2 separate regions of the Homo sapiens genome follow, and region 2 is linked to region 1. A link is a contact called in ENCODE Hi-C data. All regions are on one chromosome and are shown on one strand. The core of a region is the stretch at or near the end of the contact, and the rest is flanking DNA. Distances in the headings are between cores, read along the strand shown. Region 1 holds the start of TUBE1 (tubulin epsilon 1). Region 2 holds the start of KPNA5 (karyopherin subunit alpha 5).

The links. Hi-C counts contacts between places; a loop is a spot of excess contacts on that map. Pooled maps may share reads with other maps.
Region 2: a loop to region 1 is called in a pooled map, with 9 times the contacts of the local background. The contact joins the promoter of KPNA5 here to the promoter of TUBE1 in region 1. A Hi-C loop is called at or near these places in 5 of 50 pooled maps.

The regions. Positions count from the first base shown.
Region 1 is chr6:112,082,710-112,089,314 of GRCh38, reverse strand. It overlaps TUBE1 (tubulin epsilon 1), which reads left to right and starts at 1,833. Exons shown (of 12, transcript NM_016262.5): 1 at 1,833-1,905; 2 at 2,009-2,082; 3 at 2,707-2,759; 4 at 5,069-5,126. The coding sequence starts at 1,881. FAM229B (family with sequence similarity 229 member B) reads right to left here and starts at 1,724. Exons shown (of 4, transcript NM_001033564.3): 1 at 1,595-1,724. RefSeq lists enhancers at 1,664-1,853, 1,588-2,119, 2,254-2,303.
Region 2 is chr6:116,679,283-116,686,174 of GRCh38, reverse strand. It overlaps KPNA5 (karyopherin subunit alpha 5), which reads right to left and starts at 4,964. Exons shown (of 14, transcript NM_001366306.2): 1 at 4,837-4,964. The coding sequence starts at 4,840. RefSeq lists enhancers at 3,402-4,383, 4,384-5,367.

The DNA of each region.
Region 1 (6,605 bases), core at 584-3,083:
CCCCCTTCCCTCCCTCTCTCCCTTCCATCCTTGTCTTCCTTCCTTCAATTTTAGGAGTCCATAGGATTCCCAATAATTTTTTTCTTTTTCATTTTCAGCATGTGGAATTCTGTTCACTCTATTTGCTCTGTATGTTGGTCAGCTATCACTACAATAAAACTGCACCCCAAAATTTCAGTAATTTCAACCAAAAACATTTCTCTTGCTTATAATATTCTGAATAGCCCGCTGCGGTTCAACCGATCTCAACTTGGCTCACCCGGGTTTGCATATACGGAAGTTTTGGAGTGGCTGGCATGTGAGGCTCTACCTTGCTTGGCTCTTAAGCAGAACTGTCTCTCAGTCTGATTCTCTAGAGACTGAAGTTATTAATAAGATGTGTTAGGACTTTTCTTTCCTGTGTGGGGAATAATGACTGGGACTGCATGAAGGGTAGGGCTCTGCAAAGGCCAGTGTATCATCTCACCTAGCACTGATAACACACTGATACAGACCTATTCACATCACTGCCTACAAACTGGACCAAGACTTGCAAATTTTGGAAGCCCCAGACGTTGGGACTTTAGCATCAAGACCTAAAATGCCCAACTTTACCTCTACCACTGACCCCATACTCAGTAAGAAGTTAAGAATAAATCCAGCCTACAAAAATTTACTGACCGAAAGCTGCCTATTACCAAAAGATATAAAATCCATTGCAACTTTAAACCTACCGGCTACCAGAGAAATTTAATAGTAACTACTACGTGTCTTGGTGGGACAATAAAGTGTTCTAATCCATTGAATATTACAGTTCATATTAGCACATATTCATAGCACATACCATATAACTTTTTATTAAACAAAGAAGACTTCTTAGAGTTTCGTAGTTCTTCAGAATTTTTGTGGAAAATATTAATTTCATTAAAGAAGTACTTGAGTTCTTAATTAAAATCTGGTCTAATTTGATCAATAGAAGTTTACATATTTTAATGTTTGACAATTTTAAGTAGTTGGTAATTGTCATAATGCCTAACTTTTTAATCTTCTCCTGCCTATCCCATCTAAATACCCATCTAAATGCCTAGTGTTAATCTCGTGTCTTCTATCAGACTTCTACATACTCATCTACATCCTCAACCACTGAATCCTATTGCACTTATAGTCAACGCCACACAATTCTTTAAGTATTTCGCGTGTATGTCTTCAATTAGATTGTAAGCTTCTTGGAACTGGATCTATGCCTTAATTTCTTTCTAATCTTCCCAGCGAGCCTACAAGTTAATTTGGGGAGTATACAGCGTTCAACAAATACTGGTTGGGTCTGTGACCTTAGCTTTGCCATTTTTGTCAAAGCGTATAACCATCTAGTTTCAATTGTGCCCTGACATGACTATTTCTCTGGGGTTTCTCTTTGCTCAACGCCATTGTTCATTTTCTATTAGAATAAAGGGCTTGTTGAACAGAGATGCCAACGCAGCGTCCCGTGGAATCTGAATAAACGGACTGATCCACCGCCCCGGGTGTTGAGGCTGTGAACAAAAATTAAACCTCTGATAGCCCACGAACAGCTTAACGACACATATTTTAAAATACCACTCCAAAGCCTAGTTACCTGCCAGTTACCCCGGCCTCCGGAGCTGCCGATGCTCGAAGATGTTGACAAGGCAGCTAGGATATACAGTCCAGAAGCCCAGTCGCTACGGTAACGGTGACACGCAAGTGCACTTGCGCGGCCTTCTGACGGAAAACCTTAGCCTGAACCTACAGACGTGCTTAGCGACGGCAGAGGCTTGCGGCAGTAGCGTGACTTACGGCAGCTCTCTAGCAGAGCGCCGTTGCTGGGGGAATGCAGAAGCGGCCGCGGGCTAGCAAGCTCCCGGAGCCGGCGGCGCACCACCATGACCCAGTCGGTGGTCGTACAGGGTAAGCTACGCCGGGCGGGTAGAGACCTGGTCGCCGCGGAATCCAGCGGCCATGTTTCCTGCTTAATGTCCTATTCTCTTTCCTTCCTCTCCTCCGGTCGCAGTCGGCCAGTGCGGAAACCAGATCGGCTGCTGCTTCTGGGACCTGGCACTAAGGGAGCACGCCGCGGTCAACCAGGTACCCGCCCGCCGCCGCGAGCCCCCTCGCCTGTCAGCTAGGTCTTCCAGCCCATACGCAGGAAATAATCGACTTGAGCTTTCATCTGACCCGTTTAAGATGCATGGGATCTTCCCAGTAAAGAACGTACTGGTTTTTAAACATGTTGCGTCAGACACACACTAAACTAAAAGAACACTGGCCAGCGACCTTAGTCTTAACGTTTTTCCTGATTCTCAGGGTCTCCTCTTTATTGGTGTTCGTGTGCAGAACAGTGAGATTTGTATATGGGAAAGTACTTTGTAAAATAGATAACACGTGTGGTTATTGTATTCCTTAATTTAACCAGTCAGCTTTTAAAAAGATTACGAAGAATCCAGAGAACGCTCATTTGATGGACCTGTCCTACAGTCCTATGGGTGAAATCCTTTCTTTAGCACCCCCTGCTGAACTTTTTATCTGTAGATCTGGCATTTACTCTTCTAAGGAGATTGGGAAGAGTCAGGCTCCGCATTTTGTGATACTTGGTTTTTCTTATCAGAGTCTCATCCTAGCCATTACAGTATTATGTAATTAAAATTGAAAGAACTTGATTTGGGCGAGAAGCAAAACCTAAATGCTATTAACATATGTTTTTCTTTTTAGAAAGGAATTTATGATGAGGCAATAAGCAGCTTCTTTAGAAATGTGGACACCAGGTAAGATGGGATTAAAGTCTGTCACAGTGTGATACTTTAAGTTTCAGTAGCTTGGGAGAGAATTCTTCAAAGGACAATAAAAATAGCCAGCTGCGAAGTTGTGTTTTTTTGTTTCATTATTGAAAGCATATTTATTCTATTAGATTATTAATATTCTTATATCATTTTCCCGAAGAAGACAACAGATTTCCCTTTAGTGTGACTTCTTTTAACTTAACCTTGAAATAAGTTTCATTAAAAGAAAGCTGAAATTTTCCCAGAGGGCATCTTGTTAATGCATCCTGTAATAACTAACTTTTGAAAGAAAAATATATTGTTTACATATATGCTGTAAGTATAAAAATATACTTAAAAAGGTGACAAGCAGTTGTTGGATTGTTTTTGTTTATTTAATAAAGAGTATATGTAAGTACCATATATGTTTTATCTGGAAGAGTAATTTAAGTTGCCGTTTAGGATATCTCCATAAGCTTTTAATATTAAATCATTAAGTTCATGCATTTTCAAAATACTTCATAAAACTAACTGTCCTGTGCTTAAACTGAAAAATACATACTTCGTGTCAGGCTTTAATCCAATAGGAACATCAGTTCTAGTTTAAAATAGTTGGCTGGGTGTGTGAGCAGTTATCTTCAGAGAAAGCTGATTAGTCCGCGCTTCCTGGGTGAATTCCAGAGTCTATCTAGGGCACTGGCTTGCAAACTCAGAAGTGTCATTGGCATCTCGAGATGGGTTCAGTGCTCTCCAGTACAGCCAGGTTAACCAAAGACCAAATTCTCATTTTCATAGGCACATTACTTTATCTTTTGTAGGAAATCTAACTGAAAAGCTGTGTAATAATCTGAAGGTTGCTTGGTGACCATGGAATCAGACCAAAGGAAGTTAGTTACTTTAATGGCTGGTATCATTTATATTTATTTTATGGAGATATCTGTCATATAGACTATAGATTCCCTCTTATTTGTAGCCCACAATATCCTCACCTCTAAATTCTCTTAGGAGACTCAAATTTGCTTCTGTCATACTTCCTTTCCGGCGCTTCTCTTGCTAAGTTCCTACACCCACCTCTTTACTTCTTGTTACCCAACGCTTACATTGAGTATTACATAGTTGAGACTCAGCCTGGGAGCTTTTCTTTCTTCATAAGGTGACTCTTCATAACTACACTCTCATCTACTCTGTGTGTTTTATACTTTAACCTGAGAGCACTATTATTTTCCCGGTAAGTTTGGCAAACAGGGTTGTGGCATCTTGCACTTCTTTCTGTGTACTATCAACACATGCAGCATCTGTTCCACAGCTTAGTACAAAAAATATTTTTCAAAGTAAAACCATATCTTTGTGTACTATTCTTATCAAATTTTTATACCTTTTGAGTAGCATGATAGGAATTTACCTACAGCATGGGTTGGCATGCATATATTTTCTGTAAAGGACCAGGCAGTAAATATTTTAGGTTTTGTGAACCATAAAGTCTTTTGCACCACTACTTGATCTGTAGCATGATTGTGGGCATAGGTAATACATAAAGGAATGGGTGTGTCCACATTTGAATAAAATTTTATTTAGGAAAACAGGCAGCTAGTTGAATTTGGCCTGATGATTGGCTACCCTTCATATATTCCGTCTTGTGAACTGTCTTTATTGACCCATATACTGCGTTAGATTTTAGTACTTTGGCAACTTATTTCCAACGTGAAATTCTGAGAACAACCTTAGATACTCAATGGTAAATACCAGTTATATCAGTTGATGGGTGTTAACTGCAATAGAAAACTACATTAATGGTGGCTGAGGCAGTAAAGGTATTCATTTATCTCACAAATCTGCAAATCAGATGTTCTAGGTTTAAAGGAATGCCTCAAAGATCTAATACTATATATGTTCCACTGTCCATAAGTGTGTTGGCTTTTTGTACTTGTATTATTACTTCATGACTATAAAATGGCAGTCTTCTCCAGGAATCACATCCATATTCAAGTTTGAGGCAGGAAAAAGAAAGAAGATAGGCACCAACTGCATCTGGTCCTTCTTTAAAAGCTTCCCAGAATACTTCCCCTTTATCTCATTGGCTAGAACTGGATTACATGGCCAGCCCTAACTACAAAGAAAGCCAGGAAACTAAGTACCTCACTTTTTCAGCCTAATGGGAGGTAAGCAAGGAAGAAAGAGATTAGGAATAGCTGTTGTGTCTGCCTTACCTGGCCTATAAGCAGTCTTATTATATAAATGGAAGTTAACTTTATCACCTGATAGTGCTATTAGCCATGGAAGATCTTATGACCATTTCTCATTTTTTTATCTTTCAGAGTGGTTGGTGATGGTGGAAGTATTTCCAAGGGAAAAATATGTTCTTTAAAAGCACGAGTAAGATACATATGCTTGGATTCTTATATTACATGTATTTTTTAAATAACTATTCTCAGTAACTATCATGAGAATAAAACTTTAAACTTTTCAAAGTAGAAAAAAATTACTAAGCCACATTTAATATAAATATAACTAAGCAGACATTTGTGTCCACCTAACACATTAGGGGGAAAAGCCCATACTTTAAAACACTGTAGTTAGCCTGTTTTCAGGAGAAATAGTGTCTAGATAAATGATAACAAAAGGAGCATTCTTAACTCTAAGGACCTGAAATACGTACTAGTACAGTTTAATGTTTTATTTAAAGATACTGGAAGATTTATTTGCATCAAAGTTACTACCAATAAAAAACATGGAACCAGCCACATTGTAGTGAATAAAAACCATTCACCATATAAGTTCTCCTGAACCAAGTACTTCAGGTTCTTAGCCCATATTTACAGTCTTATTTACAGTCTTAATCATTCCAACAATATTTCTGTGATTGTCTGTAACGAACTACTTTTTCTGATTTTTGATCAGTGATCTTTGACTATAATAGAAAAGAAAGTTTAAATGTTATGGAAGGTGCTGGGCGCGGTGGCTCACGCCTGTAATCCCAGCACTTTGGGAGGCCGAAGCGGGCAGATCACAAGGTCAGGAGATCAAGACCATCCTGGCTAACATGGTGAAACCCCGTCTCTACTAAAAATACAAAAAATTAGCTGGGCGAGGTGGCGGGCACCTGTAGTCCTAGCTGCTCGGGAGGCTGAGGCAGGAAAATGGCGTGAACCCCGGGGGGCAGAGCCTGCAGTGAGCCGAGATCGCGCCACTGCATCCAACCTGGGCGACAGCGGGACTCCGTCTCAAAAAAAAAAAAAAAAAATGTTATGGAAGGAATTGAGATGCCAAGGATCAGACCTGGTGTAGTAGCTTAAAGACTGGTGAGCAATAGTTTTGTGACATCTGGGAATCATCTAGTATCTGCAATCTCCGATGTCCTTGGAAAACAAAATTTAGGGCAGAGATCATGTGCTTGCAGGCTGTTACAATAATTGACTAACACAGTATGCTTTGTGATGTAGAGAGAGCAGGTATCCCAATCCAAATCTTAGAGAAAAAGAGACTTTGACATTTCCTAGACTACTCCCAGTTGAATCTTTTTCCTACAACCGTATCAGTAAGCAGATTGAGAGGTGAAGGAAACACTATTAGGAAAAAATAAATCAGCGTGTTTTTGTAGCCTTTGACTTTTTTTCCGAGAAGGTACTCTTCCATTTTCTCCTTAAGAGCTCTTGGTATTATGTGGTTGTGATCACTGAAGAGTCCAGGCTTCACAAGATAACTTGGTGCTTGGGTCCCTTCACTGTGTTCAGTTTCTTAGGTTAATAAATACTCAGAATTTTATAAATCCTGTTACAATTGTAAAGCCAGGTGGCTCTGAAAGGAAGTACAAACATCAAATCCTGGAACAGTTGTGACTCCAGACCTTGGATG
Region 2 (6,892 bases), core at 3,715-6,214, 4.6 Mb before region 1:
AGGCAGAGGCGGGAGGCAGAGCCAGGAGGATTGCTTGAGCTCAGGAGTTCAAGACCAGCCTGGGCCACACAATGAGACCCTGTCTCAACAAAATATCAAAACATTACCCAGGCATGGTGGCACGTGACTATAGTCTCAGCTACTCAGAAGGCTGAGGTGGAAGAATCACTTAAGCCCAAAGGTCAAGGCTACATTGGCCATGACCACACCACTGCACTCCAGCCCGGGCAACAGTGAGACCATGTCTCAAAAAGGAAAAGAAAAAAAGTCAAAAAACAAATGTAAATTAGTTCAATCACTGTGGAAAGCAGTGTGGCAATTCCTCAAAGAGCTAAAAATAGAACTACCATTTGGCCCAGCAATTCCATTACTGGGTGTATATCCAGAGGGATATAAATCATTCTACCATAAAAACATGTGCACACAAATGTTCAGTGCAGCAGTTTTTACAATAGGAAAGACATGGAATCAACCTAAATGCCCATCAGTAACAGACTGGATAAAGAAAATGTGGTACATAAACACCATGAAATACTATGCAGCCACAAAAAAGAATGTGATCATGTCTTCTGTGGGAACATGAATGGAGCTAGAGGACATTATCCTTAGCAAACTAATGCAGGAAAAGAAAAACAAATACCACATGTTCTTACTTATAAGTGGGAGCTAAATGAGGAGAACACATGGACACAAAGAAGGGAACAACAGACACTGGGGGCCTACCGGAGGGTGGAGGGTAGGAGGAGGGAGAGATGCAGAAAAAATAACTATTGGGTACTAGGCTTAGTACCTGGGTGACAAAATAATCTGTACAACACCCATGACACGAGTTTACCTATACAACAAGCTTGCACATGTGCCCCTGAGCCTAAAGGTAAAATAAACAACAACAACAAAACCAACAAAATAAATCCGGCTTCTTTCATTTAGCACGGTATTTGAGTCGTCCACATTGTTGGCATCTATCAACTCTCCTTTCTTATTGCTGTTATTCCACTGTAGGGACAGATCACGGTTTATCAGTTTTCCAGTTAAAGAACATCTGGGTGGTTTCTAGTTTTTGGAGGTTATGAATAAATGTGCTACAGACATTTATGTAAAGGTGTTTGTGTAAACATAAGTTTTCATTTCACTCAGTAAATATCTAGGAGTAGAACTGACGGATAATACGGCAAGTTTATGTTTCACTTTATAAGAAACTGCCAAACTTCTTTCCAAAGTGAGTATTCCATCTTGCATTCCCATCAGTAATGTATGAGAGTTCCAGTTGCTTTGCATCCTGTCTCCATTTGATGATTTAAGGGGTTTTGTCGTTGCTGTTGCTAGTCATAGCCATTCTAATAAGTGTATAGTGACTCTGGTTTTAAACATGGTAAATGTGTAGTACTTGGTGCACATGTAGGAGGCTTTGATCTGTAGATGGTTGAAAATACGGATCAGAACTCAGGACAGGGATCTGGAGTGATCATTTGCTATCATGTAGAGCTACAGAAGAAGGATGACCAAAGGAGAAATCTTGGGGACCATCATATTTTAGCAGAAAAAGGCAAGAGCAAAAGAAACCAAAAAGAAGTAGGTCAGAGAAGTAGAAGAATAAGGAAGAAATTAAGAGTCCTGCAAAGGAAAGGAGTTCAAAAGATAAAGGAATATTTAAGTTGTAGTACCACTGAAAACAGGCCACTCGGTTTATTCATTCATTGATTCATCCAGAAAATAAAAGTGCCTGTAATAATCCAAGTACCATATCAGGCATCAGATTTGGTAATTATGTCACTGGTAAAGATAGTGAGACAAATCTCACTACTGGTGGAGCTCAAGGTAGAAGGGAAGGGGCTGAGGACTTGAGAATGATTGAAAAGAAATGCATGATTAATTTACCAAAATTCCTCCTTTAAAATATTTAATAGATTCAGCAATACTATGTGCACCTACAAATAGATATCATTAGAAACTGCTCAATATGGCCGGGCGGGGTAGCTCACACCTGTAAACCTAGCACTTTAGAAGGCCAAGGAGAGTCGATCGCTTGAGGTCAGGAGTTCAAGACCGGCCTGGCCAATATAGTGAAACCCTGTCTCTACTGAAAATACAAAAATCAGCTGGGCATGCTGGTAGAAGCCTGTAATCCCAGCTACTCTGGAGGCTGAGGCAGGAGAATTGCTTGAACTCGGGAGGCAGAGGTTGCAGTGAGCCAAGATCGCTCCAGCCTGGACTCCAGCCTGGGAGACAGAGCAAGACTCTGTCAAAAAAAAAAAAAAAAAAAAAAAAAAAAAAAAAAGGCCGGGCACGGTGGCTCACGCCTGTAATCCCAGCACTTTGGGAGGCCGAGGCAGGTGGATCACAAGGTCAGGAGATCGAGACCATTTTGGCTAACACAGTGAAACCCCATCTCTATTAAAAATACAAAAAATTAGCCGGGCGTGGTGGTGGGCACCTGTAGTCCCAGCTACTCAGGAGGCTGAGGCAGGAGACCCCGGGAGGGAGACTCCTGGCATGAACCCCGGGAGGCGGAACTTGCAGTGAGCCAAGATCATGCCACTGCACTCCAGCCTGGGCCACAGAGTGAGACTCCATCTCAAAAAAAAATAATAAATAAAAGAGGGAAACCGCTCAACATAACTTTACTAATAACAATGTTTGGTATTATTCTCTATTTTATATCTATAAAAAGCTAGACTCTTGAAAGGAAAAAATTAGAGATCAGAGTTCATTACAGTGCAAACTGACCACAGTATTAGTTGTTGAATTACGCTCAATATATATAAAATATTTAAGTAAAATAAAATGCTCATGGAAATAAAACTCTTAAAGTATTTATCACCTATATATGTAGCATATTCTAGGCCACTGGCTCTAAACGTTTTCAATCACACATCCTACATTCGTAAAATACATTTGTGCATTCATCCTCAATATATTTATTTCTATACATGCATTACTATTCTAATATACTACTCTAGCATAAAATTCACAAAAAACAGAAATTTTTAAGAATGAAAGTTTTAAAAGGTAAACAAATAGAAGTTCTAATATTTTCTTACCACATCTGACTGGATCACCTTGTGCCCCACCACGCACACATACAAAGGCGCTACTTATGAGACCATTAATCCAAGCAACCACATTGTAACTGTTCAGCATAAATTTTAGCCAAATAAAATACAGCACCAACAACTCAGATATCACTTGTTCCTTTTTCTTCAATAGTACTGACTTCCGGCTTCAGATTTAACACTGCATCCATCCTCACTGCAGTTGCTTTAAAGGGGACAATAAACCAAGGGAAATTATCTCTAAAGGGGCCCCATCCAATGGGATTGTTTCGTTCACTGAAAAATAAATTTAAAGGCTGCACTTCAAAGGCTGAGGTCTCATAAAAATTAAATATTTTTATTTAGAAATGTTATTCCAGCACTTTAAAGTTACAGAATAGAGGAATTTTTTTCATTCATAAGCTTTCAACGGCTCTTAGAAAAACCATGTTTAAGTTGGGCAAATAACTGGAATCTGAACTTATGATTTTCTTTAATATCAATCGACATTATTTCTTATGCCAGTAAAGCCTTCATTTCCATGGGGCTGGGCGCCTCATTAGTGAAAGTAAAAGACTGCACAAAGCGGGGGAAGTGCCAACTAGAGAGCCCTCACAACCAAACAAGCAGTACTTAGGTCGGAGGGAGAGAGTTGCTCCTGACCTACCAAGAAAACCACTTTTGTACAGAATATGAGTCATCATTATTGGGTGTTGTAATTGAGAGATAAATCATTAGTGTTTTTGTCTTTTTTAAAAAACATGTCTAAAAAGCTCAAAAGTAAATGCCAGTGTCATATTCTTTTGTTTGTTTTTTGAGACAGAGTCTCGCTCTGTCGCCCGGGCTGGAGTGCAATGGCGCTCTCGGCTCACTGCAAGCTCCGCCGCCCGGGTTCACACCGTTCTCCTGCTTCAGCCTCCCGAGTCGCTGGGACTACAGGCGCCCACCACCATGCCAGGCTAATTTTTCCTTTTTTTGTATTTTTGGTATTTTTTTTGTATTTATTATTTTGTATTTTATTTTGTATTTTTTGTATTTTTGGTAGAGACGAGGTTTCACCGTGTTAGCCAGGATGGTCTCGATCTCCTGACCTCGTGATCCGCCCGCCTCCGCCTCCCAAAGTGCTGGGATTACAGGCGTGAGCCACCGCGCCCGCCGCCAATGTCATATTCTTTAGACATATCACTGTCATTTCACAGCTTTCAAATACTTCCATCTCCTATGTATTATCGATGAAAACCTAAGTTTTCATCTTAGAACGGAGCTGCCCGACTATTAGAAGCGTGGAACCCAGGCTTGCCTTGTCGTCGGGAATGAGCACTAGAGGCACCTGCACGCAGGTGGAGGAGGGAGGCTGGCGGATGGAGAGGGCGAGGCTAGGAGGCCCTCGGGATGGAACCTGTCTCTTCTTTGGACACTGTGGAATTTCCATAAGCTGCTGGACACAGCTGATGGGTACCAGGTATGAGTGGCAACGTTTGGCAATTCCATTAACTGAAAAGAACTACCGAGAAACGGTGAGGCGGGGCGGCGAAGATGAGACCAGCTGCCCATCACTCCAGAGGACCTGCTGAAAGAATCTGAACTCACCACGCCTTCGCGTCCGCAAGGGAAAGGTCCGGCTGCCACGCCCCCGCGACCGCTGTCGCCCTGGGGAAAACACGAGAAACACCCGGCACCGCCAGGTTCCAGAGACCTTCGCAAAGTAAGGGGTAAATAAAAACCGTGGCCCCAGGAACTAGTAGTTCCCAAAGGGACCAAAACCGAGGCTCCCCCAACCTAGCCCGTGTTCACTCCAACTTACCCATTAATGTGGCACTCTCCGATGCCCTGATTTCCCAGTCCCCAGCGGCGACGTGTGTGGCGGGTAACAGAAGGGCCGCCACTCCGCCCCTGGCGTGAAGCGTAGCGACCCAGTTCGCAATCCAAGATGGCGGCCACCTGCGCCCCTTCTCCGAGACCCCGAGGCTCGGCTCCCAGAAGCCCTTGCACTCGACGCGGCGGCGGCGGCGGCGGCGGCGGCGGCGGCGGAGGAGGAGTGGTGGCCGCACATCCTAGCAGTGGGGCGTAGAGAAAGTGCGCGCCGCCGTCCCACCCACCGAAGGAGGAGCCTGTGCCTGCGACAAGCCCTGGATTTTAGTTGCGCTTGCGGTGGCCATGCTGTAGGTACTCTGCGGCCCGTAGACCTCCGTGTGTGCAAAGGGACGACCCCTCATTCATTCATTCTTCACGCGTGCGTGCATGCATACATTCTTAAGGATATAAACTGTGTCAAGTACCATTTTAGATACATTATTGGGGCTACAACAGTGCAAAAAAGTTGGTAAAAATCGCAGCCTTGTTAAGTGTACGGAGAAGCTCACGTTTTCTTCAGCTTCATTAACTTTTATATGCTCTGCTCGTTTTATTTCAAGCTTTTTGTCATTTATAATTTTATATTCTATAACATCTGCGGTTTTTTGTTTTTGTTTTTCTGTTTTTGGGGGGTTTTTTTTGAGACGGAGTCTGGCGCTGTCACCAGGCTGGAGTGCAGTGATGCGATCTCGGCTCACTGCAACCTCCGCCTCCCAGGTTCAAGCGATTCTCCTGCCTCAGCCTCCCAAGTAGCTGGGACTACAGGCATGCGCCACCACGCCCAGCTAATTTTTGTATTTTTAGTAGAGACCAGGTTTCACCGTGTTGGCCAGGATGGTCTTGATCTCTTGACCTCCTGATCCGCCCGCCTCAGCCTCCCAAAGTGTTGGGATTACAGGCATGAGCCACCACACCCAGCCACATGAGTGTATTTTTGACAGCAATGTAGTCACCAATAAACGAGTAACTTCAGTTAAAGTACTGTAGATTATAATACACAGCCCTGTAATCTACCCTGGAGTTCAACAAACGGTATTGAAAACAGACTGTGTTCCAGATGCAATAGGAAGAGAATAAATAAGATAAACAATACATAAATCCTGCCCAGAAGACGTTTGCAATTTTTTAAGAGGAAAAACATGAAGACAAATTGTTTTAAGATGTTTGCTATTTTCAATAGTTGAAAAATAAACAGGAGAGAAGGGATTATTTAACTGTGGGTATGTAGGGCTGAGAAAGGCACGCTTGACAAAGGAAACCTGGGCAGTGTTACCAGAAAGCGTTGCCAATCATGAGTCCATATAGTGAAGTGAAAGCAAGTTTATTAAAGAAGTAAAGAAACAAAAGAATGGCTACTCCATAGGCAGAGCAGTGGCTTGGGCTGCTGGACTGAGTATATAGTTTTTTTGTGTGTTGTTTGTTTGTTTTGACACGGAGTCTTGCTCTGTCGCCCAGGCTGGAGTGCAGTGGCGCCATCTCGGCTCACTGCAAGCTCCGCCTCCCGGGTTCACGCCATTCTCCTGCCTCAGCCTCCCGAGTAGCTGGAAATTTATTGTATTTTTAGTAGAGACAGGGTTTCACCGTGTTAGCCAGGATGGTCTCAATCTACTGACCTGGTGATCCTCCTGGCTCGGCCTCCCAAAGTGCTGGGATTACAGGCGTGAGCCACCGCGCCCAGCCAGTTATTTCTTAATTATATGTTAAACAAGGGGTGGATTATTCATGAGTTTTCAAGGAAGGGGGCAGGCAATTTTTGGAACTTAGGGTTCTACCCTCTTTTAGACTGTATGACTTCTGGATGTTGCCATGGCATTTGTAAACTGTCATGGTGCTGGTGGGAGTGTCTTTTAGCATGCTAATGCATTATAATTCACGTATAATGAGAAGTGAGGATGACCAGAGGTCACTTTTGTCTTCATCTTGGTTTTGGTGGGTTTGGCCTGTCTTCTTTACGACATCCTGTTTATCAGCAGGGTCTTTGTGACCTGTATCTTGCGTGGACCTCC